Linked DNA regions of Mus musculus: all the other regions are linked to region 4. Evidence: chromatin loops called from intact Hi-C (ENCODE). Cell type or tissue: heart. All regions are shown on one strand.

What was found. A loop is a pair of places that touch in the nucleus more often than their neighbours do. Peaks named below come from ENCODE experiments on the same cell type or tissue, not always from the same donor. Only the 100,000 strongest peaks of a DNase experiment are listed, where the experiment ranks them.
Region 1: a loop joins it to region 4, with 6 times the contacts of the local background. A loop is called at or near these places in 25 of 42 quality-filtered maps.
Region 2: it touches region 4 in a loop (9-fold over the local background); 20 of 42 quality-filtered maps call a loop at or near these places.
Region 3: a loop joins it to region 4, with 8 times the contacts of the local background. A loop is called at or near these places in 24 of 42 quality-filtered maps.
Region 5: it touches region 4 in a loop (5-fold over the local background); 8 of 42 quality-filtered maps call a loop at or near these places.
Region 6: it touches region 4 in a loop (10-fold over the local background); 9 of 42 quality-filtered maps call a loop at or near these places.
Region 7: it touches region 4 in a loop (2.6-fold over the local background); 3 of 42 quality-filtered maps call a loop at or near these places.

The regions. Positions count from the first base shown.
Region 1 is chr17:12,658,495-12,662,494 of GRCm38, forward strand. Slc22a1 (solute carrier family 22 (organic cation transporter), member 1) reads right to left here. Exons shown (of 11, transcript NM_009202.5): 7 at 1,052-1,266. Among named protein-coding and RNA genes, the nearest start is that of Slc22a1, 15 kb to the right of the region's middle. In heart, a CTCF peak has its summit at 2,221 (motif pointing left); no DNase peak of the experiment used is centred here.
Region 2 is chr17:12,530,516-12,534,515 of GRCm38, forward strand. No RefSeq gene overlaps it. Among named protein-coding and RNA genes, the nearest start is that of Slc22a3, 25 kb to the left of the region's middle. In heart, a CTCF peak has its summit at 1,811 (motif pointing left); a DNase peak (open chromatin) is centred at 1,826; H3K27ac peaks cover 236 bases.
Region 3 is chr17:12,808,249-12,812,248 of GRCm38, forward strand. The region is part of intron 1 of Airn (antisense Igf2r RNA); the gene reads left to right. Among named protein-coding and RNA genes, the nearest start is that of Igf2r, 41 kb to the left of the region's middle. In heart, a CTCF peak has its summit at 2,420 (motif pointing left); a DNase peak (open chromatin) is centred at 2,353; H3K27ac peaks cover 3,111 bases.
Region 4 is chr17:12,414,726-12,418,725 of GRCm38, forward strand. It overlaps Plg (plasminogen), which reads left to right. Exons shown (of 19, transcript NM_008877.3): 18 at 3,912-4,000. Among named protein-coding and RNA genes, the nearest start is that of Plg, 38 kb to the left of the region's middle. In heart, a CTCF peak has its summit at 1,689 (motif pointing right); DNase peaks (open chromatin) are centred at 506, 696, 1,696 and 1,976; H3K27ac peaks cover 1,130 bases.
Region 5 is chr17:12,989,943-12,993,942 of GRCm38, forward strand. Wtap (Wilms tumour 1-associating protein) reads right to left here and starts at 2,317. Exons shown (of 8, transcript NM_001113533.1): 1 at 2,135-2,317. In heart, CTCF peaks have their summits at 1,863 (motif pointing right) and 2,570; DNase peaks (open chromatin) are centred at 1,939, 2,329 and 2,649; H3K4me3 peaks cover 3,237 bases; H3K27ac peaks cover 2,393 bases.
Region 6 is chr17:13,007,911-13,011,910 of GRCm38, forward strand. Sod2 (superoxide dismutase 2, mitochondrial) reads left to right here. Exons shown (of 5, transcript NM_013671.3): 1 at 1-158; 2 at 274-476; 3 at 2,610-2,726. The coding sequence starts at 136. Among named protein-coding and RNA genes, the nearest start is that of Sod2, 2.1 kb to the left of the region's middle. In heart, CTCF peaks have their summits at 7 and 2,207; a DNase peak (open chromatin) is centred at 861; H3K4me3 peaks cover 1,557 bases; H3K27ac peaks cover 1,056 bases.
Region 7 is chr17:12,864,789-12,868,788 of GRCm38, forward strand. It overlaps Mas1 (MAS1 oncogene), which reads right to left and starts at 3,355. Exons shown (of 9, transcript NM_008552.5): 1 at 3,311-3,355; 2 at 956-1,070. In heart, no CTCF peak of the experiment used is centred here; a DNase peak (open chromatin) is centred at 2,263; H3K27ac peaks cover 1,742 bases.

The DNA of each region.
Region 1 (4,000 bases), 240 kb after region 4:
ACACACACACACACACACACACACACACACACACACACAACTTTCATGTCCTGACCAGGATGACTCTTGAGAAAATCCAAGATGTGCAGATCTTTCCCATAACTCCCTGCATGAGAGACTGCCAAAGCGACTCATTAGGCTTACAGTGCAGGCGCAATAAAAGGGTGTGGGGAGGAGGGATAGCCCCTCTGCCTTCATAGGAATCTATAGTTTCCACCACAAAAGGCAATGTATGTGTTCAAATTAAAGCCACCTCAAGTAACTTTGCCTGGACCCTCTACGCAGTGTGTTTGTCTTGGGTTGTAAGAATTATGAGGCAGTGCTCACACCCACCACCTGACTGCCATTGAAGACTTGCAGGACGAAGAGCTACAGAGGGCATGGGGCAACTGGAACACTCCCATGTCGCTGTAGGAAGCAGAAAGTAGCCTGGCCCATCTTTGGAAAGCTGTCCGGCGTCCACTGAAGCTAAACTTGGATGTCCCCGTGGATTCTGCTGGTGTGCTCACAGACGTGACCCCAAGAGAACAAAGGACTCATGTCCACCAAGAAGGACTCTGTGGCATAGCTCCCAGTGGACAAACACTACAGGCAATGATCACTGGGGGGATCCCACAGTGTGATGTTCATATAAAGAGTAAGACAATATTAAGAAAAACAGTAGTCTACACAGTCGTGTGACAGCATAGAAACGCCTCACGGGTATAGTGGATACAGGGGAATGGGGTGGGGGTCGGGGGAGGGTACATGCAAGGCGGCTCCATTTATCTTTCTAGGCTAATCTGTGGCAAGAGGTCAGGAAAGGTGGTTGGCAGAGCAATGGAATTGATCATGAAGTCTGCAGCCCAGGTATCTGTATGCTTAACAAATTGAGTCATTCATTCACTTAGAACACGGTCGTTATATGTTTACTATACCTCAATCTAAAACTGCTTCAAGTCTAGCCAAGGAAACGCCCTGCCTTTATTCTTGTTCCAGATGCTTATCAGAGGGTTACGACACTGTCCCCACAATTTGGTCACCTGGGAAGCGATGAAACCAGACAACTTACCATGTGGGATAAAGATCATGAGGAGGCAGGCTGCCCCCGCCACCAGATTTGATGCCGCTATTGGGTAGATGCGGCCAATGCGGTCAATGGTGACAAGGATGATAAAGGCCGCAGGGAATTCCACTAGAGAAGAATAAAAGAAGTCCAGGTAGAGGTTGGCCCCTGTGGCTCCCACATGCATGATGAGGCCCTGGTACAGCACAGCACAAGAGAACCTGCAAAGAGGAGATGACAAGTCACAAGCCAGCTCCAAGGAATCCAGTTAGCTGAACAGGACAGGTCACATGGTACAAGACACCCTGGGGTGACATGAAGAGTACCCTACTGGGATCCTTGATAGGAGATTGTGTCCCCACAGTGTGTCTCACAGGCATCTCCAATACACCTACTTTTAAAACTCCCCTCCCCCTACTCCTGGGATCTCTGAAACAAGAAGACAGGGAGAGATTGCAACTGGATATTCATTCCTATTGCTTCAAGTTCAGGTATCTGGGACTTCCCCGAGCCCCACACAGAGTCATCTCTTACACTCATTCAGGCCACGGCATAGAGAGCAGGCGTAGGCAACAAGCTAGCGCACAAGACCTGGCTTCAGGTTACTTTGTATACTTTGTGTATCTTCTCCTCTGTGGGTGGGATAGTGATGGCCTGTAGGATAGTGCTCTGTTGTGAATATTTACTGAGATAGCAGGCAAATGAGCCTAGTGGAGCTCCTGTCACACAGCAAAGGTATTACCATGGCCATCAGTGCCACCCTTCCCAAGTCAAAGATCCCCAGCTAGCTAGGTCTCTAGCTCCACAGAGCTGATTTGTCAGGCACCGTTCATGTTCTCTCTTCTCCCACCACACTGACCCCATCCATATTCCAGAAAAGCCTGGCAACATCATGTTGCCAAGTCAATGAAGACATTAAATCAGCTGTTCAAGTCCCAACTTAAAGGGACCTGCGTGTCATTAATGGGTAATGATACTACTTTGGAAACTGCCACCATTGCATAAAACTTGGCCTAGCATGGTAAGATTTTAATCCATAAGAAACTAGCATCCCAGCATGAAGAATGGCTTTCAGTCCCACACCACCAGTTAAGAAAAAACAAAAAAACAAACAACAACAACAAAAACTGTATAACTGGTCAAGCAGTCAGTGAATAAGTGCTGCCATCTTTTGGCAAAATCTGGAATTGCATCTATATTAAACTACCCCTGCCGCTGATGTCCACCACAGCTTTACACAGATTGTCTCACTTGCTTCCAGACTCCTGTGAGCTAGGCATGCTGCTTCTCACACTACCCATGAGTTCCCTGTGACACAGACTGGTACAGGTACTCCCATCTGGTCACATGACCAAGATGTCGAAGCAGCCCCCCACCCCCACCCCGGGTTGCGGTAATGAAGAAGCAGGTATGGGCTAGGGAGACGGCTCCATTGGCAAAGTGCTTTCTGTACAAGCGCAGGGCCTCGGCACTATTGTGAAAAGCCAGTGCGATGGGGTGCACTCTGCAACCTTAGAGCTGGGGCGGCACAAACAGGAAGATCCAGGAGGCTTAGCTGGCCAGGCAGTCTAGATGAGGTGTCAAGCTCCAGGGTCGGTGAGAGACTTTGCCTCAAAAATAAAGGTGAAGAGTGATAGAAGATATCTAATATTGACTCTGGGCCTCCATGGACACAGGCAGACAGACGCACGACGCACACACTAAGCAGGTAGAGAGGGTGGAAGAGAGATGGTGGGAGTTGTCCTGGGTCTGAGCCATAGGAGGCCAAGTAGGTCACAAGAAAGAATACAGCTGCCTTCCCGATGGGTTCAGAAGCCAGTGGAAAGCACAGGAAAGTCTGAGAAAGCGCGACCGCCTCGCCCTTCGCAGCCCCAAGGAGGTGGGGTGGACGCAGGCTGCTGTGGAACATGAGGTGACCCTTTTCAGTGCTCCCCACAGGATGGAAAGTACGCCCGAGAAACCGCGTGGATCCTCACGCACTTTCAAGGCCAAGTTTATATGGAGCTCACTGAGGGGCCATGTGATGGGAGCTAGGAATTGGAGACACCTTCTTGGGGGGAGTGTGTCTACGATGCAGATGAAAAACCTGGGCAGGACAGCAGAGCAATCCACTGTTCCCATCTGCAGTGGGTCACAGGTGCTACGTGGAGGAGACACACTCCTGAGTCAAACACAGAGTAGTCACGTGGACAGCTGTAACACCCATGGCTGAGCACAGAACCTCAATGAAGGAGGTGAAGGAAACCAAAGAGTGGGGAGGCCAGTGTCTAAAAAGATCAGAGGAATCCATGGAACCATGATTATTCATTAAGTAAACATTTACCACAGACCTACTATGTGCCAGGTAATACCCTACTAGCTTGCCTCTGTGTTCCACTAAACAAAGGAAAGCAAACAGGGTTCAGGGCAGTTCCTGTGTAAGAGAGGAGGCCCAGAGCCCAGCAGCTTGGTCTTAGCTACTAAGCAAATAGCATAAGACTCAGTTTGTTTTGCAAAGATAGCCATGTATTGAGAACTATCTGATGTCCAGGTAGAATTCTAGAATTCTTCCTCATGAAAGCAGGTAGGGGCCCACAAACTGCCCTTGGCAGGCATAGGGGAAAAGCGCATCTGCATGCTACCAGCTACCAGGTCCTTACCCATGAACTAAGGATGCATGAGAACCAGAGTGGGTCACAAGGTTTTCAGGTGTGAGGAAGGGTGTGTAAAGGCACTAAGCTACTGGAACCTTCTCCCCCTACCCCAGCCCAGAAGATAAGACACTTAACCTGGGCTAGCCTCAGATGCTTAGACTGAGGTAGCCTCAGACACTCTTTGTGCTTCTTCACCTTTTTTCAGTATTAAATCTCTCACCTGTTCTTAAAAACAAGGGAGCAGAAAGGCCTTCTGAAGACTCAGGCGTCAGGACTGTGCTGAGCTCCTCTCAGTGCAAGAGCTCATTGGTACCCAGCATTT
Region 2 (4,000 bases), 120 kb after region 4:
GTTTCAATGCTCAGTGTCCAGGGAAATAACCTGAGCTCATACAATCTATGCCTTAATTAATCAACACTTGCTGTAAACATGAGTTTGGTTTTAGTTATTTTAACCAGGGATAAAAGTGGAACTTTTGTTTAGACAGCAAAATATGAATCAAAGAGGAAGATCAGCTGCAATGATGAATTTAGTAGATAGGTAGGTCTGTAAGACCTTAGAAATGTGACCAATGTGTGTCACTGGTCCTGGGCAAGTGGTGGCTGCCAAAGAATTGTATTCCCACTGTGGGTGAGATGTCCAGCCACTGTCATATTGCACAGGGAAGGCTCTGGAACTTGCGACCCATCCTGGTTCAAGACATGCTAACTGTACAAAATTCATTTAACAAGAGATACAGGGGCTGGAGAGATGGCACAATTGTTAAGAGCACTGGCTGCTCTTCCAGCGGTCATGGGGGCTCACAACCACCTGCAACCCCAGTCCCAGGGGATCTGATGTCTTCTTCTGGTCTTTTCAAACACTAGGCACACACATGGTACATAGACTTCCGTACAGGCAAAACACCCATGCACATAAAAATGAATAAATAAACCAAGAACTTAAGGTGAGATACAGCTCAAACTCCCTCAAATCTACCCCGGGAAGTCCTTACAGAGGTTGCTCCGCTAGCCAAGATGGGCAGGCAGAGAAAACATGTGGGAAACTTCCTTTCTTTTCCTGCGGGTTCCATAATCCTCCACCCACCCCCACCATGGGAAAACTTAGAAAGGATGTTTTTTGTACATGTGCATTCCTAGCCGAGCCTCAGAATAGTGCAGAGACTTCTGACAGCTGAGGCCTGCAGGATGCTCTAGATTACATACAGCTACTGCTCGAGTCTCCAGCATGGAGCTGAGCCCAAGACCCAGGATCCATGCATAAGTACAGTGGGGAGCAGACACCCCAGGAAATAGCAACCTGTCTGCCCAACGGCCCGTCTTACAAATGCTGACAAGGTATCTCCTAGGGGTCAGGGTCAAGCAGCAGCAGCCAGGAAAGTCTTCCTGGAGGAGGCGGGGAAATAGGCTTTTCTAGAGAAAGGCCCTGATCTAGTTTGGTTTCTGTTGCTGTGATAAAACACTGAGCAACACTGGCATGGGGAGGGAGGTTTGTTTGGTTTACAGTCCATCAAAGAAAGCCGGGGCAGTAACCTGGAGGCACAAACTGAAGCGGAAGTCCGGGACCAGTCCTTCTTATTGGCGTGATCCTCTGGTTTGCTTAGCTGCCTTTCTTACCCTGGCCCATCTGCCCGGGGACCATTGTCCACATGGGGCTGGGCTCTCCCTCCATGAATTAGCACTCAGGGAAATGCCCTACAGACATGCCCACAGTCTAATGGAGGCAATTTCTAGGTTGAGGTTTCTTCCCTTTTCCCAAGTGGCTCTACTTTGTGTCCCGTTGACAAAAACTAACCAGTACAGGCCCACAGTGGGTACGTGCTTCTGTTGGGGACAAAGCCGAGTGAGACCTGGACAGAGGCAGGCTCTGCTCGGTACCTGGAAGCTAGTGGAAGAATAAGGGTTCCTGTTTCCCGCATAAGACACACCTCCCCACCTGTTTTCCCGATCACAGGCACCTATCTTCTCCTTTGCCAGACTGGCACCTGCCTGCCCTTCAGTTACAGTCACCGTTCTGAGAAGCCCTGGTTGCACCCTGCTCCAGCGTCAAGGTCCCAGAGCATCTAGCTGCGCTGCAAGATAGGAATGGTCTCTTGCATTATGGTTTGCAGCACCTACCTGACTTCTCAAGATTGAGAGTGGGTGTGTGCTGCGCCCCCTAGTGGGGAACTTTGAGAATGAAAGGAATGCTTCAATAGAAAAGTGACTACAGAGCCTACTTAACTGGATTCATACTCCTGAACACCCCCCTTCCTCTCTCCTTCCCTTTCCCTTTGCCCCGCCCCTCTCCTCCACTACTCAGCTAAAGGCTACCAAAGCTCCATGGTTGCTATGGTAATCACATGCCTCTCAGTGCCTCAGTTTCCCTACCAGAAGACACACCTGCTTCTCAGAGATGTCCTGGGATTCCCAGGTGCTACTAATGTTTTTAAGTTAGATCCAACAATCCACTCACCCTGGGAATTATTCCTGTAAAAAAAAAAAAAAGAGAGAAAATATAATCTGGCATATGAGAGCACATACAGGGGTATTGTGGTTCATCAAAAGGAACCTGATGTCATCCATACACACACACACACACACACACACACACACACACACACACACACACACACACCAATGGTGCTATTGCCCTGCAGAAATGACTTGGACAGATGTGCCTGAACTCTTGGTAAATGAGGATAATGGAATATGGCTCTTTCTTCCCTCCCCTTCTCCCTGTCCTCCTCTTTCCTTCTCTCTTTTCCTCTTTCCCTCTGTCTTCTCTCCTTTCTCCCTTCATTTCCTCCCATTCTTTCTTTCCTCTACCCTTCTCTTTCTTTCTGAGTAATAGTCTAAGAGCCACGGAGGGGCTGAGCAGGTGGAAGTCCTCAGGTGAGAGAGGCTGAGTTTGAGCAGAGTTAGAAAGACATCTTTCTAGCATTCTGAATAAGACATCAAGGTGTCTGCACTTATGGGGAACCTGGTAGTGATTGGGATGTGAACAATAACAGAGTGGCCAAGTCGGGCATCAGCCCACAGAGGGAAAGGTCCTGTGCTTCTGAGTCCTGATTCCTCCCTCGGAGTATCCAGGTACTGAAAAGGATACGTGTGTGTGTGTGTGTGTGTGTGTGTGTGTGTGTGTGTGTGTGTGTGTATCTCACCTTGGAGAATGGTAAGGGCTTTTGTTGGGGGGTGGTTGTTGTTATTAGGGTGAAAGTTCATTGGCCGATGCCTCATTTGCATGGAGAGTCATCCAGGTGCTTGCGGGAAGAAAGGAAGTTGAACCTATAGATTCAACAAAGACTAGGTGACATTCCTCAGGTAGAGGATGTGGGGGTCAGGCAGGGAAGAGGAAGGCTTCCTGGGGAAGAGAGTCCTCCATTTTGCCACAGAGCTCAGGGTTGCTATCCAGACATGGTAGACTACAACCTTAATAGTGGGATCTTCTTCCAATAGGGTCCTGCTCATATGAGCTCCTTGGTACAGATGTCAGAGGTCCTGAAAGACAAAGCCTGACCCAGGTCTCAGGCTTGGCTGTAATGGAGCTATGCATCTCCAGTCACGGCACACAATCATCTCCCCTAGCCTGCTGTGTCTCCACTGTCTCAGGTGCCTGCAGTCATCTGTGGTCTAAGAATATTAGATAGAAAATTCCAGAAACAATTTACAAGTTTTGAACTGCATGCTACTCTAAACTGTATGGTGGTGGAATGCCATATATATACATACATATGTGTGTGTATTATAAATTATATATAAATAATATTTCCACCTGCATGTGGCTTTTGTTTTTTTGGACAAATGTTTCGATGCTGTATGTACTGCAGGTCTGCGAGTGATTTTGAAGGTGTCTCCAATGTCAGGTCAACTGTGATGGTATTAAATGATGTTCTTATTGCCCCTATTTTCCTAATAAGGATTCCAGACCACTAGAGCAGTGCTGCCCTAGTGGGGTATGCTAAAGAGAAGCCAGGCATAGAAGTAAAAAGTTCTTCACTTAGAAGGGAAAAAAACATGCCGAGGTTTCTAAGATCTACAGCAAGAACAACCTGTGCATGAAACCAAAGAGAAATCAATGTTGTTTTCTGTCACCACCAACTGTGGAAGTTCTGCCCACTGTGCATAGCAAGTGCTTGGTCAGAACTGGGGAGCATTTCCATACCCAAAGATTCAGGGTGCTTCTGCTAGGTCCTTACTGATGACCAGGGAGTCCCCACCTCCTGCATTGTGTGAATGATAGAGCCCTGAATCTACAGAAGCAATAAGGGTGGGGGGAAGGGGCTTGAAGGCCACAGACCTGGGTGATGCTTTGTACTTGCTCTGACCCCGATTCATCACTGGAAAGCGAGGTTAGCGATGGTGAACTCCCA
Region 3 (4,000 bases), 390 kb after region 4:
TAGGTATGAGCCCCCACACCCTCCTATGCTGGAGATGGGCAATTTGACTCACATTGGGCTTTCCCTTGCCTTCCTGGCTGCCTTAAAGATGCAGCATCCCCTAGGGCTATTTGAAACAGTTTGTGCTGGATTTTAGCTATCACAAACCTTGCTCAACTCTTATCACAAAGATCAGAAGGGAAGCCCTCCCCAACCCCCCCCTCCCCCCGCGGATGAGTTGAGGAATTACTGTAATTGGTGCCAAAGGGACAAAGCTGGAATTGACCCTTCATTTAGTACAAATGTGATGTGACTGGTACACACACACACACACACACACACCCCTCCAGCTACATAAGGCTCTTGGTAAGCTGTCTAGGATAAACCCTCAATGCACCACCAACACCCTCCCATTCCCAATAGTAGGGCCTACCTAAAGCCTTCTCGTGAGCATGTACTTTCTCTCTCTCTCTCTCTGTCTCTCTGTCTCCCTCCCTCCCTCTCTCTCTCTCTCTTTCTCTCTCTCTCTCTCTCTCTCTCTCTCTCTCTCTCTCTCTCTCTGTTCCTCTCTGTCTCTCTGTCTCTCTATTTCTCTCTCTCTCTCAAGTCAAGGCTAGCCTCAAATTCCTGATCGTCTTACCTCGACCTTCCAAGTGACTTGGGTAGTCTCTGCTTGTCTATGTTCGCAGTGTAGGCTAAGGAAACAGAGCAGAAACATGAATCCATGAGGTGCCACTGGCAACTGGCACTGGCTGCTACTGTAGAGGGAACGCAGCCACCATCATGAAGAAGCCTGGCCTGGGGAGGCCTGGGGGAGATGGTCACAGTCAGGATCATAGGCTCAGCAGCCCATGTGAAGTCCAGAGGCAGCAGGCAGGATTGTCCTCCCAAACATCTCATAGCATCCCACAATAGCAAGACTTAAAATTCATAGAGCAGAAATGCTCAGCACCTTCCCCGTGCTGGGATTCCAGGTTTGCCGCCACTGTTCCACCCTCTGACTCATGAGTCTAGCTACTAGGGGAATTCAGGTAAATAGAATCATATGATGTTTGTCCTTTTACAATCCCCTCATTCCATCCAGGATTGCTTCAGAGGTCATTGCTGGCCAAGCATGGATCAGGACTCTTGTCTCCTCAAAGGCTGACTCTGTATGTATATTAGAAGTTGCGGCTTGCATTCCCTGATACACATATGGACCATGTCTTGCTCATCTGTCCCTCTCTGACAGGCACCTGTTCTAGAAATGAGGATGCTAGCTCACAACGTGGACACATGAGGGTCTCTTTGAGTCTGTTGGTCTGTTAGGGAATGGGACTAGAAAAATGACTGGATCCCATGGTACCCTAGATTTAACTTTTGGGGGACCTTCCAGGATGCTTTTCACGGTGACTCTATTCGTTCCTATTGCTATTGCTAGCTGAGCCCTTGTTGTACCTGGACAAGCAAGGGTGACAGGGAGTTCATCTGGAATGTAAGGCCCTCGGCTCATTGCATTGATAACTGTTAGTGTTGAGACTTTTCCTAATTTAGGGTCCTCCTCTTTCCCTTTACGGTTGTTTTGTAATGAGCCCTGTGTGATGGTCCTCCACATCTCCCCTGTTGTTTATGCCTGTCTGCCAGGCCAAATATGGTTTTAGCCATTTAGAGCCGGCCTACTTTACAAAGCTCACAAACTATGCCAAACATCTCCTAACCCTATGTATATAAGACAAACGCTGTTCTGTAAAAGCTGTATAGTCTGGCTTCTCCAGAGAAATAAATCCAAAAGAATATATAAACATGTGTACATATTATAGACATACAGACATATGTGTGTACTAATATAGTGTATATACACTAATAAAGCACATAGTATGTGTATATAATAGATACAATCATATATACATGCATGCATATTAACTGCATGGCATAGTTATGGAGGCTGAGAATTCCCAAGATGTGCACTTGGCGCACAGGACGCTGGAGACCGGCAGAGCCCTGCAGCAGAAGGCCACTGTCCCAGCTCAAAGAGTCAGGCAGTCCCCAAGTTCTCTCTTTAAGTCTTTCTTATTGGGGCCTGCAGCAGACTGAATGGGGCCTGACTACTTCAGAGATAACATATTGCCCAGCTCAGCCTGCAGACTCGTGATTTCACCCAGCAATCTCCTCAAACGGTACAGATTAATTTTTAGCTAAATGCTTGAGCTGCCTAAGTCAGTCCAGTGGATTTGTCAAGTCAGTCTCCACAGGTTCCCACGTGCCCTGATCCTTTGAAATGCTCTAGTCTAGAGCCTTCCCACGACAAACTTAGTCTCCTATTCTCCTTCTGTGGAGGAGTTGGCTTGTCCTCTCCGGGTAGCCTTCCTGATTACAGTCTCTGGACGTCCTTTGTTAGGAGCAGATCTTTAGCCAGCCCTGCCACAGCACCGCCTTGAAACGTATGCAGCAATAGTGCCCCCTTGTGGTATAACCTCTCCCTGCATCAGCCACGAAAATTTTTTTAATTGGTTATTTACATTTCAAATGTTCTTCCTCTTCCCAGTTTCCCCTCCACAAGCCCCCATTCCATCCCCCTTTCCAACTCAACCACCCAATTCTGCCTCACCGCCCTAGCATCCCCCTACACTGGGTCACCAAACCTCCATAGGACCAAGGGCCTCCCCTCCCATTGATGCCTCTACTACATATGAAGCTGGAGTGTACTCTTTGGTTGGTGGTTTAGTCCCTGAGAGATCTTGGGGGGTGGGGGTGGGGGGCGGGGTCTGGTTTGTTGATATTGTTGTTCTTTCTATGAGGTTGCAATCTCCTTAAGCTCCTTAAAGTCACTTCCCCTAACTCATCCATTGCCCCCACAACCCATGCTCAGTCTTATGGCTGGCTTCGAGCATCCCCATCTGTATTGGTCAGGCACTGGCAAAGCCTCTCAGGGGACAGCTATACCAGGCTCCTGTCACCAAGCACTTCTTCAGCCACCAAATCTTGAACCACCACCCAGGATAGTCCAAAACCAGAAGACTGCTTTTCACCCTTCTTGTTCCAGCCATGTGCTTGGGAAAATGCCTCATATCACCTTGACTTCTGCACCAAGTCCATTCCCAAGCCCCTTGGATTTCTATCCATGTCCAGGGTATTGTGGGTCAACTATGGGTGAAAGGGGGAAGAGTGGAGGTAAAAACAATGTCTGCATTCTTCTGAATGCAAAATTCACTGCACTCCCATTGACAATAACCACATCTTTAAAAAGATTTGGGCTAGGGAGCTAGAAAGGCGACTCAGCAGTTAAGAGCTTGTACTGCTGTCAGAGGGCCACGCTCTGGTCTCGGCATTGAAGCAGGGCAGATCAGAACCACCTATAATTCCAGTTCCAGGTGATCTGACACCCATACCTCAAGCACCCATACACACACAAACACATACACGTGCCCACACATGCACAAACACATACACATGCCCACACATGCACAAACACATAGGATTTTTAAACTCGAAAATAAATATGTTCAAGTTGTGTTTTGTTTTGTTGGGCCTCAGGGCCCTGGCTTGTTGGTGTGCTTAGCACAAAGCATATAAGCCTGCTATAAAAATTAGACTCTTAGCCAATATTGCAGTATTCGTGTTTAGCACAGTGCATGGCATATAGAACATGCTTGATGAAGGTTTGAGCTAATTTAAATAGGTATGGTAAATAATATTAGACTGACTACATCATGTGGAGGATATATTTTTTTCTCCAGCAGGCCCCGTGATTGCAATTACGTGTTATGGAAAACCCTCGATTATATTTATTATTGTTTCCTTTTAAGCAAGACTATAATGCTCTGGTTTCAGCAATGCTTTCAAAGAGAGAGAGAGAGAGAGGCAAAATTGCTTCCCAACTAAATGATTAAGATCTCTAAATTTAAACAGTGACATTCCCCCTCCAGTCACTATTTGGTAAGAAGCCGAATTTGCCTGTTGCCAAAACACAATGTAAATTAATAAAAAGTTTAAAAAAATGTACTTTAAAAATATTTTAAACAATTCTTTTTGATTCCGGAAA
Region 4 (4,000 bases):
CTGTGCGGGCTTCCCCATCACAATCTGTATTTACTTTGGGGACTCTCTTTCAAAGAACGATTTTGTGGAACACACACACACACACACACACACACACACACACACACACACACAATGGCTAGGCTTGATCATTCCAAACTTGGCTTCTCCCATTTCCCTGATTTCCTGTCTCCTTTTCCCACACTTCTGATTCTGCAGCATTGAGGTCCTGGAACAGGAACTTTGGAACCTTGGAAACTGATGTTTTACCCATGGAAGTGCTAGGTCGTCCTTAAGTGGTTTGCATTTAAAGAAAAAAACCTGTGTGCTACAAACTCATGGGAGTTAGATGTTGTTCCTATGTGCAGACGAGGAGCCTGATGTTCAGAGACGGGGGAGGGGTGGGGGGAGGGGTGCGGGTGTGTGTGTGTGTGGAGGAAGGTACAGCAGGAAAAGCAGAGGCTGGCTGCAGAGACCTGGGGAGGAGCCCCGCTTCCCGCTCACCAGCTGTGGACAGTTAGGGAGATCTCCCTAGTGGTCTCCTAGGCTGGAGGCCTGCTGTAGGGCTGTGGTGGGAGAAGCAATGAGAGAAAACCCAACTCCAATTGATTTAAGCAGAAGGAGAGAAATTTCTAGTGATCAAGAAAGTCAGACCTCTCTAGTGCTGGCCTGGGACCTCGGGCTCTATCCAGCCACCATCTGGGAGTCATTCAGGTCACACGAGGATCGTGGCTACAGATGTTGGGTTACTTTTGGCTCTCTCAATGGGAATAAAGGGTGTCACTTTTCCCACAGTGGGAACAATAACCTGCCTAGGCTGGGAAAGCTCAGACTCTGGTCCTGAGCCACGTTTTTCTGAACCAGTTCCGCCTGGCTCAGACCTTTGCTACATGATCTGCTCTGTAGTTGGGGGCAAGGCCCACGCACGCCCGTACACAACAAGAGCTGATCCCTCAGCCGCCCTTGGAATGTTGAGTGAAAGGCTTCTAAGCCCCGCCTCCCCACCCCCAAAATCAACTTTGTGATTGATCTTCATTGTCAACTGGACAACTAGGAGACATAGCTCTGGACATACCATGGGCATTTTGGGGGTGGGGGGGATGGTAAGAGGGGGAGGTAGCCCATTGAGCACCAGAACCCCCTTTCTCTGTTCCCCGTATCCATAAAGACCTGAGTAAACATACTTCTGTTACAGTTGCAAACTGCAGCTGCTGCTGCTGAGCCCAGCTTTTTCCAGAGTTTTGTAGCATGCCTTTGCTTTGCTAGCACAGAGCAGCCCAGAAATCACGGACAGTCCCTTCCCCAGACGCTGTGGCTAGACTTGTCTCTATCACCAACATCAACATCACCAACATCCCCATCATTCACAGTCACCCTTATCACCATCATCGTCATCATCATTTCCACCTCACCATTACTAGATGGCAATAACGACATCTAGTCAATCAGCGATTTTAGCTTCCTAGGTAAATCTCTCTTCACTTCACGCCTCAGGCTTTCTCAGATTTTCAAACTCCAATGGCTAGCTGGTGTTGAGGCTGAGGATTCTTCTAGATTGGTTTTTGCTGTCCTCCTGGATTTTCAGGGGGCCTGACTACTGCTAGACTTAGCCTGGTGCCCCCCCACCCCCCCCCAGTAGGGCTTTTGCCCCTAGGTCATTTACTAGTACCCTTCAGGCCTCCAGAGATGCCTTCTCTCCTTTGGCCACCAGATGGCAGCATATCTTCACAGACCACAACGTCCTGTAAACCACCCAGAGGTGGTTTCCTCAGGGCTCAGAACAATTTCAGCCTAATATGTATCTCCACTCCTGGACTTAGTTCGAGCAATGCCCACCATCCCTTCTGGTCCCATGACCTTAAGACATGTCTCTTCCAGCTCCTATAATCACCAGACAGATTACACATTTTTCTGAACCTAAGACAAGTCTAGTCCAAGTGTCAGGGGAAGGCACTGTCCTTTATTTCTTGGCTGCTCTGTGCTAGCAAAGCAAAAGCGTGTTACAAAACTCTGGAGAAAGCTGGGCTTGCAAACTGGAAAGCTGGGTTCTCGTCAAGCTCGCTAAGTCCTGGGTGGATCCCTCTGCACAACAGCCCTTCCTCTGGCATTGCTGCAAGTGTTCTGGCTCAGTCTGGCGTCTGGCACACAAAAGCAGCAGGGTTTTTTTGTTTGTTTGTTTGTTTCTGTTTTGTTTGTTTGTTTTTGTTTTTTAATATATAAAGAAGAGATACAACTCATAAATCGAGTAAGGGATTAAATGTTCCCTTTCTCTCATTGCTGGAGAAATATAGATTAGAAAAATGAATCAAAACAATTTACACCTATTACATTAGCTAGTTAAAAATTATTAATATTTTAATAATAGTTCAACGTGGACACTCGTGAGGGTGTTATGGACTGATGTTTTCTGGTGTGTTTTCTGGCCATACCTATCTCGAAAATATCCTGAATATAAACATGTATATGTTGTTTCTGAGAACTTAGACTTAAGAAAATATCATGGGCTGAAAATAGATGGCAGAGGTAGAGGTGTGGAGCCTTTGTGAACAGGGAGTGGGGGCGGGAAGGGCCCACAGCTCCAAGTTCCAGGTAAACACTGTCCACACTAAGCCTTGGTTTCCTTAATTGCCTATCAGGAATCATAGAAGTTGCTACTTTCTGGAACTGGTGCAAGAAGTAAATGAATTAATTAGATGAATTAAATGAAATTGTACTATGTTACCAGCTTGTTCCTTGAACAGTTAATGATTAGTCAAAGATATGGCTTTGGGGAGGCCATTAGTATCCACACATAAAAGGGACAGTCTGAAATGCCTGCCGTCCGTTTACAGTGTGGAGCGACCATCGTTGTCTTTCTAAACCATTTCCCTAATGGCAAGAGAAAACCCCACGACCACTAGATAATCATTCTCCACTCAGCTATCAGGGAGATTGTGGCATTATTAAAATGTCCCAAGGTCTGGGGAGATGGCCCAGTTGGTAAAGCTTTTGCCTTATATGCATAAAGACTTGGTTTGGATCCCCAGAACTGTAAATACGGACCTGGTGGTGTATACTTGTAATACCAGTTCCAGGGAGGTGGAAGCATGTGGATCCTTAGGGCTCACACATCATCTCAAGGAGTGGTGCCCAACACACACACACACACACACACACACACACACACACACACACACACACATTGTTCTTATGGTAAATTGCTTACCTTGCAAATGGGGCTTGCCAAATTGGAAAATAGGCTTTTCCATTGAAAATATGGAGAAGTCTCAGCTGTGTCCATGTGGAAAACAGCATTGGATCCCCAGAACCCATGTACGGTAAAACGATCTGGACATGGTAGCCCCATTGTAATCCCAGTGCTGGGGAGGTGGAGACAAGGGCAGTCCCTAGGGCTTGATGGACAGTCAGCCTAGCCTATGTGGTAAGATCTAAGTCAGAGAGAGTCCTTGTCTCAAAAGGAAGGTGGGCAGTGCCTGAGGAATGAATGACACCTGAGGTTGGTCTCTGCCCGCCCTACCCCCATCCCCCTTTATGCTATAATGAGCAGGTGGGGGAGGGATTTAAAATGGAGCAGTATTATATAGGTGTAAATAAAGTATAGAAAGCCTGAAAAAGAACACATTACAATAGTAGCAACTGAGCTTTTAAAGCCCCCTCTCTTCAAATGTATTTGTCTTTTGTTTTAAACTGGAAATAATATGTGGACAAATAGCAAAGCTGCAAATGCCATGGAGAAGCCGGAATGCTGCAGCAGGTTTTGGGAACCCTGTTTAACATGGTGTGTAACGCTCACAACTTGAAGGGCTCATAGGTGTTAACAGTGTCTCCCTGTGCCACACAACCACACAAATGAGAGATCTATACCTGCTGCTGTGTCATTCTGGAAGCTTCCTGGGCACCCTGTTTAATTGCATCTCTACTGATCATCACAGGGACTTTCGGTGCCGGTCGTCTCAAGGAGGCTCAGCTGCCTGTGATTGAGAACAAGGTGTGCAACCGCGTCGAGTATCTGAACAACAGA
Region 5 (4,000 bases), 580 kb after region 4:
ATATAATAAATAAATAAATAAATAAATCTTTAATTAAAAAAAAAAGAAAAAGAAAAACAAAACCGGGGCCTAGCAAACACAGAAGTGGATGCTCACAGTCAGCTATTGGATGGATCACAGTGCCCCAATGGAGGAGCTAGAGAAAGTACCCAAGGAGCTAAAGGGATCTGCAAACCTATAGGTGGAACAACAATATGAACTAACCAGTACCCCCCTGGAGCTCCTGTCTCTAGCTGCATATGAATCAGAAAATGGCCTAGTCGGCCATCAGTGGAAAGAGAGGCCCATTAGTCGTGCAAACTTTATATGCCTCAGTACAGGGGAACGCCAGGGCCAAGAAGTGGGAGTGGGTGGGTGGGGGAGCGTGTGAGGGACTTTTGGGATAGCATTGGAAATGTAAATGAAATTTAAAAAAAGGAAAAAAATGAACTAGAAAAAAACCAAAACAAAAACAAAAAATACAAGTCATAACATAGTGTACAAACACACTCATCTGTTTAAGAGTGAAGAACTAAAGCACTCTTAGAAACCCATCTGCCCAAATCCTTAAAATTCAGTTTCAATCATATCAGAAGCCATCCTGTAGACTGCAACCTCCCCTAACTTGCCCCAGCAGTAGTGAATGAATGAGTGAAACCTAGCCACCTCAAAAATGTCTGTTTTCAATAGTTTCAAATCGTCTACATGTTTACCTATAAGAAAACATGATGCTTGGTTTAAAAGAAAAAAAAGCGTTTAAAAAAAAGGCATTTAAAAAATTTTTAAATTTATTATATGGTAAGTACACTGTAGCTGTCTTCAGATACACCAGAAGAGGGCTTCAGATCTCTTTATGGGTGGTTGTGAGCTACCATGTGGTTGCTGGGATTTGAACTCAGGCCTTTGGAAGAGCAGTCAGTTCTCTTAACCGCTGAACCATCTCTCTCCAGACCGCATTTAAAAATGTTTTATGAATGTTTTGCACGTATATATGTGCATCACGTGCACGCCTGATGCCACCCACTGAGGTCAGAAGTGGGAAGTCAAAATTCCAGAACAAGAGTTAAGGATGGTCAAGAGCCATCATTCCGGTGCTGGAAGAGAAACTGCTGAGCCAACTCTCCAGTCCCAAAGCTCAAACATAAGCTAAAGGGAAAGAAAGGTAGAATTTGTAGTAACTGATCTGTGACTTCCACCTATCTTTCCAAACAATAAAATTAACTAAATGAAAAGGCTAGGGTAGAGCGTGAAAACGATGAAAAAGGCGTAAATAAAACGTAGAGGATTATAACATGCTCCTTGAAGCTTTAACAGGCTCACCGATCTTTACAACCAGCTTACAGTGTATTCTTAGTCCTTTGGGGTCAAATTAACTGACTTCCTCATTCTCAAACCAAGAACTGTGGGCTCGGGGAATTGCTGAACGGCAGAAGGCTGGCCTAGCGTGCATGCACAAGGCCTAGCCGCCCCCCACGCCCATAAAACATGTACACAGAGAGGAAAACTTAGGTCTTGTTCTACCGTGCACCCGCTGTCTTATGCAAAACAATTTTAAATACGGTCAAATCAGCCATACAGAAATCCAAAACTAGACTAGAAGTTCACGAAAAATTCCACTAAGCTGTCAAAAAAAAAAAAAAAAAAGAACTACTCTCACAATGCATGCACTTATGTAAAAATGGAAGTCCACAGGTGAACGTGGTTGCAAAGACAAGCTACTACGTGGTACGGAATTGTTTTTAACAAAAAAAAAACCCAAAAAACAAAACAGAATGCTTCACTTGTGCCATACAGAACTGTGGGTACCTCTGGGTCCCCGGTGACGAACCCTGGAAGGTGGGAGGGGGCGACAGAGGCGGGGAAAGGACCGGCATGGCCAGTCAGCCCCGAGAGGGCGGCCTCCGGCCTCCCCGCCTCCCCGGCCGCGGGAACGCCCGCCCTGTCCCCTGCCGTCAGGGACGGAAGTAGAATGGCCGCGAAGCGGTGCAAGGATCCCCACGGGCAGCAAACCGCTCTGCCTAACGGGAAACCTGCACGGCCGCAGGCCCGGTCGCCCTTCCGGCCCGGAGTGCATTTCCCCGGGTCTAGGGCGGCCGCGCCTCGCTCCCCGGCCCCACAGGCCCTCGTGGCCATTCCCGCTGCGGGCTGCACCTACCTTCCCAGCCCGAGGCTGCGCGGGCGCCGCCAGTCACACAGGCCGAGGCCGCGCCGCCGCCGGCCCCCCCGCGCTCCTCCCGCCGCAGCGCTGGCGAGAACCTTTATTTGCGGGTCTCGCAGCCACAAAATGGCGCTGAGGGAGGAAAGCCGGCCCTGCCGCCGGCCCCGCCCCGCCCGGACTGCGCCCCGCCCCGAGCGCGCCGCGGAGACCCCGCCCGTGGCCCACTCACCCGAGACGCGCCTCTCGGGCGCCTCCTCGGTCACCGCGCCGGGCGCCTCTGGAGAGAAGGGGCGAGGGGCGGCCGGCTCGGCCCCGCTCGGGACCTCGGGGCGCGGAGAGGCAGCGGCACTACGCCGCCGCCGCACGGAGACAGTCCGCGGAAGCCCGCACCGGCCCCGTCGGGGCTCTGCAAGCTCAGCGGGGCTGGGAAGGGAAGCGGCCGGAGAGAAGGGCGGGCCCGCGAGGTCGGAGGTCACCCGCGAGGCATCTCGGGACGACGGCCGCTGCCGGACAAGCTCGGCGGGGCCACCTGCGGCTGCTGCGCGGCCTGGGCGGAGGAATCCGAGCCGACAAGCGCGTGATTGGCTCTTCCAGGCAGTCTCACAGCTCAGGATGCTTCCGCGCATCGTGCCGGAACGGGGAGACAGCGGCTTCATGCTTAAGCGCCCCTCGTTTTAAGTTGGGGGCGGGGGAGGGGGACTTAGAAGCCGTCGCCGTTCTTGGGGCCGCCGGCTTTGCCCCGGGGCGTCTTTGGGTTTGAGTCGAGGAGCCAGGAGGCTGCGCGTGTGGGCAGACTGGAAGCCCCGGGAAGGCAGCCGGGTGAGGGTTCTGGAGTACTCTAGCAAGAACAGCGGTGCTCGGCAGTCTCTTCAGCACTTCCCAGATGGGACAGTCATATTTAGGCTTAGTCGGTTTTATGAGCCCGGTTAATCCCCAGCGTAGGTGCCCTGCCTGAGATCATTTATAAGGATACAGTTACAGTAGAGACCAGATGCCACCACTAGGTAGTTTACATCGCAGGGTCCTTGGAAAACTAAAGAAAATGGAGAAGGACGTGAACAGATGGTTCACAGATCCTTAAAATATTCCATAGAAGGAGGATCAACTTTGTTTATAATGGAAATATACATTGAAATCCTGTTTCCTGGTGAGGATGCAGACATTAATAGTTATGTGTTACTTTGGAATGAGTCCTGGCTTGAGTGAATAAAGCAAGGTGTAGAAATACATATACACATATATGTAGGCACATATCGAGAAAATGGAAGAATATTGCAGAAACTTAATAGTTACTCAAAAGAGGGTAATGGCTGTAGGAGATAAAGGTAGAAACAGCAAGACTTGTGAGTTTTCAAAACTTATGAAACGAATAGGTAAAACAAGAAAATCCCTCCAGAGTCCAAAACAAATTGAAAGGAATCAATTCAAATTAAAATTGATAGCGGAACTGAAAGATACACAAAAGAAAGAATATAGCTGCAGTGTTTGAATTTCATGCTCTGGCTCTGTGCCTACAGAGGGCTCTGTCCTAGATACCTAAGAATCACTCAGTTTCACTAAGTGATTTGTAGTTATAACATTGTTGCTATGGTTTTGAAGTTACATATATTGTAGTACAAACATTTTAATGTTACTTTCTTCAAAGATTTCTAGTGTAAAAGATAATGAGATACAAATTCAAATACCAAAGAAGTTCAGAGACACTATTTTAAATTTAAAGATTAACTTGGGGCTGGAGAGATGGCTCAGTGATTAAGAGTACTTGTTGCTCTTTCAGAGGACCTGGATTCAATTTCCAGCACCCACATCATGGCTCACAATTGTAACTCTAGTTCCAGAAGACCTGATGACCATTTCTGGTCT
Region 6 (4,000 bases), 590 kb after region 4:
GCTGATGGGCGCTGCGGGCAGGGTCACCGCTTCGCTGTGTCCTTGCGGACGCCGGGCGGACGCTGCCTAGCAGACGCGCGCCTGCGAGCGAACGGCCGTGTTCTGAGGAGAGCAGCGGTCGTGTAAACCTCAATAATGTTGTGTCGGGCGGCGTGCAGGTGAGCGGCAGGGCCCCGGGGCCTCGGCGTCCCCTACGGGTGGGTCTCGGGGCGGCGGGCGTGGCTGGCTCGCCGTGTCAGTGGCGTGACCCGCCGTCCTCTCTGTTCCTCTCAGCACGGGCAGGAGGCTGGGCCCTGTGGCCGGTGCCGCGGGCTCCCGGCACAAGCACAGCCTCCCAGACCTGCCTTACGACTATGGCGCGCTGGAGCCACACATTAACGCGCAGATCATGCAGCTGCACCACAGCAAGCACCACGCGGCCTACGTGAACAATCTCAACGCCACCGAGGAGAAGTACCACGAGGCTCTGGCCAAGGGTAGGTGCGGGGCCCCTGCACACGAGGATCCCGGTGGCCGGACGGAGGTCTGTTTCGATGCCGGGGAATACCTCCGTTGGTTCGCATAAACGTCCTTTCCTATCCCGGAAAACACAGGACCTCACGAAAGTACTTGACGGACCTTACTGTTGTGTCCTTTTTTGTCACCCGTGTTGCTAGCTAGCATTGGTGGTGGTCCTTTAAAGACAGCTCTCGGACGCTGCTCCTTTTTGCGTAATGAATATTTAGTTTTTGTTTTGCATATGAATATTTAAAATATGCGGTTGTTATATAACGTGGCTTCAGGAGAGTTTGTTTTGCTTATTTTTCAGGTAGCCTTGGCAGCCATTTGCAGGAGGGTTGAGAGTGCCCGAGCTGGGTCAGCCAGGTGCCCTTGGGTGAGAGGGTGGTTGGGGCTAGAAGTGGCTGGGGTTTTGCTGAGAGCAAGCGATATTGGTGGCCTGGCAGCAGGTGCAGGAGAGGGTCTGAAGTGGCATCAGAAGACTGCAGTCCGAGTTGTGATTATTGTCACCGTTGTGGACAACAATAGGATTAGTTCAGTCTAGGGCTGGGACTCCCTGACCCCTTGGATATCTCTGGACATCCTGTTTCACACTCTTTACCCTTGGGGGGGGGGGGAGGAAAAGACAGGAACGAGCACTTAGCTGCAGAACAGGCTAGACTTGGTACTTTTGGGGTCAAAGTTCACAAGAAAAATAGCTATTTTGTGAGAAACTGAGTATCTGTCACTGAATGGAACAGTAGGCAAGCTTATTTATTTACCTATATTTTTAAGCGCTCAGCCAACAAAATCCATAGTGCAGAGTTCTGTGTTTGCACCCCTAGATGATGTATATGGGAATGCTATAGTATTAAAAAACCTCTGTGTGTGTGTGTGTGTGTGTGTGTGTGTGTGTGTGTGTGAATGGATTCGTGCTGACACACGGAGCCAGTGGAGGTTAGAGGATAACCTAGGGCATTGGTTCTCTCCTTCCACTGTGGTATCCAGAAACTAAGCTCAGATTGTCAATTCAAGTCAGGGTGTCAGGTTTTCCTGGCAAGAGCCTTTTTGTGTTTTACCTGTTGAGTCAACCACAATTTCTGGGAATTTTTTTGGAAGATTTATTTATTATTATATTTTTATTATTATTTATTATTATTACATATACTGTAACTGTCTTCAGACAGAGGGCGTAAGTACACTGTAGCTGTCTTCAGATACACCAGAAGAGGACATCAGATCTCTTTACAGATAGATAGTTGTGAACCACCATGTGGTTGCTGGGATTTGAACTCAGGACCTCCAGAAGAGCAGTCAGTTCTCTTAACCACTGAGCCATCTCACCAGCCCCTGGGAATATTGTTTTAATGGCTAAACAAAATAGTATTTAACAAAATAGTCTTTTTAATCTATTGTTTTTTACAAGGAGAATTAATTTGTAGTCATGTCTCTATGTTAGTCATATTGCTTGAAAAACCAGATAGTAAAATTCTTTTTTCTTTTTTTTTAGATTTATTTGTTATTTATTTTTATATGTAAGTACACTGTAGCTGTCTTCAGACACACCAGGAGAGGGCGTCAGATGTCATTAAGGATGGTTGTGAGCCACCATGTGGTTGCTGGACCTTTGGAAGAGCTGTCATTGCTTTTAACTGCTGAGTCACCTTTTCTTAAATGTACTTTTATCTGGGAAATTGGTTGAGTAAAATGTTAGTGACATCTGGCTGACGAGGGGCATCTAGTGGAGAAGTATAGTATTTCAACATAATTGTGTAAGTGGCCAATCCAAGAGAGGGAAATATTACCACATTCTGGAAATTTTACTTGCAATAAGCAAATCACACAAATCTTAAATACGGGAAGAGACTGGGATTTTTGGAAATTGCAGATCTGGGGAGGATGTGGTAATAGTGAAGCAGGGGAATAGCCCAGTTGGGAAAGCATTTCCTTTAAGGTGACATCTGGCATCTAGAAAACTTTCTTCTTAATGTTGTCCAGACATCTTGATTGTAATCCTTCTGTGGAGCCAGAGCTTTGTTTGTTTAGTGAATGTTGTCAAGAATAAGAAAACTGTGGCTTGGTTTGCCTGGCTGAGGACAGGTTTTTTTAAAGGTGCTTATTTTATATTTCAGGAGATGTTACAACTCAGGTCGCTCTTCAGCCTGCACTGAAGTTCAATGGTGGGGGACATATTAATCACACCATTTTCTGGACAAACCTGAGCCCTAAGGGTGGTGGAGAACCCAAAGGTTGGTATAAGCTGCTACAGCTTCATATTTGGTGGACAGTAGGAATGATTGATGTTTTTTCTTTTTTTAAGATTTATTTATTTATTATATGTACGTTATTATATGCAACTACACTGTAGCTGTCTTCAGACACACCAGGAGAGGGCGTCAGATCTCATTACGGGTGGTTGTGAGCCACCATGTGGTTGCTGGGATTTGAACTCGGGACCTTTGGAAGAGCAGTCAGTGCTTTTAACCGCTGAGCCATCTCACTAGCCCCGATTGTTGGTTTTTTCCCCCTCTCTTTCTTAACTTTTAAAATTTTCTTTTACAAGAGTTTTACTGTGTAGTTCTTGGAAATCAGTATGTAGACAGTCTTTATAAATTTGTTTATTTTTTTGAGGCAGTTTATTATATAATTTTTATTATGTGTATATATATATATCTGTGTGTGGAGGTGACTTTCTTCTTTTTATTCTAGGGACTGAACTCAGTATTTTCTCTATGCCAAAGTATGTACCTATTGACTGCCTCCAGAGGACTTTGCGTTTTCTTATTACCTGAGTTCTCATATTGGTGTTTTTTTTTTTTTTACAGTCAGGTTGTAACACGTTCTTAAGTTTCAAAGGGAGGAATAGAGAATGTGTTCAGGGAGGTCTCTCTCTCTCTCTCTCTCTCTCTCTCTGTGTGTGTGTGTGTGTTCAGGGAGGTGTCTCTCTCTCTCTCACACACACACACACACACACACAAAATGCTGCATGCACTGCCCACTGCTAGGATAAGTGTTAAGGAAAACCTGGGCAAACCTCGTATTTAGAGACTATGACCTTTCCACTGCTGGCTCTGGACCCTGGGAAAGAAGACACGTAGTCACGTAGCCATCCATGGGATACAGGAGTAATTATGGGGCTGCTTTCAGTGTTATATGTAAAGTGCTTAGAGTAGTGCTTTTGATTATTATTTCTAATGTGAAGAACTCACTTGCCCCAGTAAAACAAGTTTTTTATGAAAATAAAAACAAAAACAACAAAAAGAAAAACTTTGTGCAATGAAGAGACAGTTTACTTGTCTTTAAACAAAAACAAATCCTCGGGGTGGAGAGATGGTTCAGTAGTTAAGAGCATTGACTACACAGAGAAACCCAGTCTTGAAAAACCAAAAAAAAAAAAAAACAAAAAACATTGACTACTCTTCTAGAGGTCCTGAGTTCAATTCCCAGCAACCACATGGTGGATCACAACCATCTGTAATGGGATCTGATGCCCTCTTCTGGTGTGTCTGAAGACAGTGACAGT
Region 7 (4,000 bases), 450 kb after region 4:
ATCTTCCCAAATGGAAGCTCTGCTCTGCTCATTAAAATACTATGTTCTCAGGCTGGAGAGCACTGACTTCTCTTCCAAAGGTCCTGAGTTCAAATCCTATAACCACATGGTGGCTCACAACCACCCATAATGAGATCTGATGCCCTCTTCTGGGGTGTCTGAAGACAGCTACAGTGTACTTACATATAATAAATAAATAAATCTTTGGGCCAGAGTGAATAGGGCTGGAGAAAGAAGAAAAAAGTGTCTGAAGACAGCTATGGTGTACTTACATATAATAAATAAGAAAATCTTAAAAAAAAATACACACTCACACACACATATACATATATATATGTATATGTGTGTATATATATATGTGTGTGTGTGTATATACATATATACATATACACACACACACACACACACACACATATATATATATATATATATACACAATGTTCTTCATGCTCCAGGCCCTCCTCCCAGCCATCATCCTTCTTTCTCTCTGTAGCTCTCACTGCTCAGGAACCACCTGTAAGTGAAAGGAGACATGATATGGAAGTACGCTCTCCCACCCAGGCTCAGGTACCAGGGCTTGGTTGCCAGTTTTGGGATCCTGCAGCTTCTGATTTCTTGAAAAGATTAATCCATTGATGGGGTCGCATTTGAGGGCATTATTGGAAAGGGATGGAAGCATTAGAAGGTTGGCTTGGTTGAAGGAGGTAGGGTACTGGCGCTGGATCCCTCCTCCTGCCCTTTCCTCTTCAGCCTTCTCTCCCTGCTCCTTGTCTATCACAAAGCAGACATCTGTTCTGCCTTATCGTGGCCCCAAAGCAACATAGCAAAAGACTATAGGCTGACTGAAACCCTGGCACCAGGCCCAAGTGGATAATCCCCTCCTTTCCATTGTTTATTCTGTCATGATATCTTATAGACAATGCTTTTCCTTTTGAGACTGGCTTTTTCCACTTACCATGGTGTCTTCTAGTTCCATCTATGTTATAACATGTGTCTAAATCTCTCCCCTTTTCAATCTTGCGTGGGAAAAAAAATCACTTTCTGTCGATTCATTCTTCTGGGAATAGATCCTGAATTGTTGGAGGATATATTTTATAAAGTATCTTTACTTTTAGGTGACATATAACAGAATGCACTCCTGATACCAACTTCTGTCTTAGGGTTTTACTGCTGTGAACAGACACCATGACCAAGGCAGCTCTCATAAGGACAACATTTAATTGGAGCTGGCTTACAGGTTCAGAGGTTCAGTCCATTATCATCAAGGTGGGAACATGGCAGCATCCAAGTAGGCATGGGGCAGGAGGAGCTGAGAGTTCTACATCTTCATCTGAAGGCTGCTAGAAGACTGGTTTCCAAGCAGCTAGGATGAGGTCTACACCCACAGTGACACACCTACTCTGGACCAAGTATATACAAACAATCATACACATGTAGAGTATAGTGACACTTTAACACATTATGTATATCACCTCAGATGTATCTTCATGCTGGAAACAAGAATTCTCTCTTAGCTGTTTGAGAATATTTCATTGATTGCTGCCACGGTTAATATTGTCGATTTCATGGACATAGAGTCAGTAAAGAGACAAGGCCTCTGAGCATGCTGGGACTTTTGTAGATTAGGTTACTTGAGGTGGGAATACCCAGTCTAAATGTAGGTAGTCCTATCCCATATGCTGGGATCCTGGGCTACATCGAAACAGAAATGAGAGCTGAGCCCCCAGGGTTCATCTTTCTTTGCTTCCTGGCAGCCAGTGCTTCATGTCCGGCCTCCTCACAGTCCTGTCCCACCATGATACACTGTATCCCCAAACTATAAGCCAAGATAAACCACTTCTCTTGCAAGATGCTTTTGTCAGAGCAACAAGCTCATGATAGTTAGGCTGCCATCTTTTCTCAGAGCTCTGCATTATAGAATTAGAGGAGACATGTTTGCTGATCAAGCCCAGAAATCTCTCTCTTCCCTCATGATTTTCCAGAGCCTATGGAATCAATACCTGCTAGACATCACCAAAAGAAACCCAGAAGGCACTCTGCATGTATTTTTGGTCCTGAACTTTACAAGTGCCGAGGGATCCGCAGGCAACTCAAATGGCCACCAACTTCTGTAGAAGGAGCACTTATTAAAGGAACGTTAGCTGGCTCACCAATCTCCAGGAGGCAAAAAATAACCCAGGCTGTTGAGTTAGGTTGCCAACAACTGCATGAGCTAAAAGCGTGCGGCAGATTTAGCTCCACCAAGACGTGGCTGCTGCCTCCGTGAAGCAGAGTGAGTCAGCGGCCCTGCCACCCCTGGTCCCCTGCATGGTGCACTGGCCTCCGTCTTGCCATTGACACCCCCGTGCTAAAGATGTTTTCTGTGTCCCTGCTCCTTATGAACAGAGTACTTGAGCAAAATGAAGACTGCCTGGACAGCTGTGCCAAGGTCAGAAGCCCATGGCTAGCATGTGGGTAGAGGGTCAAGAAGAGACTCAGTGGGGAACGCCCTTCCCCCTCCTGCCACTCCAGACACAGAAAAAGTGACCAAAGGAGAGAGCCACCTCAGCTGTTGGTAACTTCTCTAGCTCTGTCTGTAATGGTGAGCAATAATTATCTAAACTACTTATATAGAGGTTTTGGGGAGGGAGGTCCCTACCTGGAGCCTCCTCCCTATAGGCCTCCAGTAGCTTTCCCCATTTTGTTCCACTCACAAAATCTGGATGTCTTATGTCCTCACCAATACTTGCATACACACACACACATGCATATATATATATATATATATATATATATATATAGTGTGTGTGTATGTATTTATGTGTGTGTCTGTGTGTGTGCATGCGTTTGTGTGCATGTGTTTATGTGTATGCCTGAGTGTGTATGTGTGTATTTATGTGTGCCTGAGTGTGTGTATGTATGTATGTATGTATGTGTGAGTATGTGTGTATGTATGTGTGTATGTGTATGAGTGTGTGTGTATATGTGTGAGTGTGTGTTTGTGTAACAGACATCGTGTGTGTGTGTGAGTGTGTGTGTGTGTGTGAGTGTGTGTGTGTGTGTGAGTGTGTGTGTGTGTGAGTGTGTGTGTGAGTGTGTGAGTGTGTGAGTGTGTGTGTGTGTGTGTGTGTGTGTGTGTGTGTGTGTGTGTATGTAACAGCCATCCTGACGGGTGGAAAGAGACACTGTTTGATAACTTTCAAGGCCCTCCTCCGCCTCACTTAAGTCTGTGTTCCTGAGGAGTGTGTGGAAAGCCCTTAAGGAGGGAGGCTAGTTGCCAGAGGAGCTGCATTAGAAGATAGGGAGTTTCATAGAGGGAGGTAGAGCTTACCTGCCTTTGCCAGGGATGTAACCAGGTGCATGTGTGTGACAATCTAAAGGAATGCAGCTTGGAATGCTGGGTAAAAGACACAGAGATTCTAAAAGCTTCTGTCCCTGCCCACATTCCTCACTTGAGCATCCCCATTGGCTGCTCTGAGGTTTAGCCTTACAATCAATAGGTACATGTAAGTTAACGTATCTGTAAGTCTTCTAATCACACTAACAAACTTGAAGAGGGACCCTGGCTTATGGGTTGTCCAGAATGAGTCTTCAAGCTGGAGTACACGAACTCCAGGAGGACCATGTCAGAACTGAATTATGATTATATGTAATTATATGGCATCAGGAGAGTGTCTGCACAGAGCAAACAAATCAGTTGGTGGGGGACCACACACACACACACACACACACACACACCACACACATCTGCCACGAGAAGTGACTAGTTTCCCTTCTCCAGGACTCCTTCCCCCTGCTCCCCACCCCCACCCCCCACCATCAGCCCCAAACCTCCAGGCCTGTCTTAAAATAAACACCCTATGCTTAGTCCTCCGTGAGAGACCACTGATATTTTTACAGACCCGCCTTGGAAGTTCCCAGAACACTTCTTCCACTGGCAGTACTTTTAACTTTGAAATTCTGCATTAAACTCGGGCTGGGTGGTGAGGTCTGTCAGACCACACTTCTCAGATAACACAGC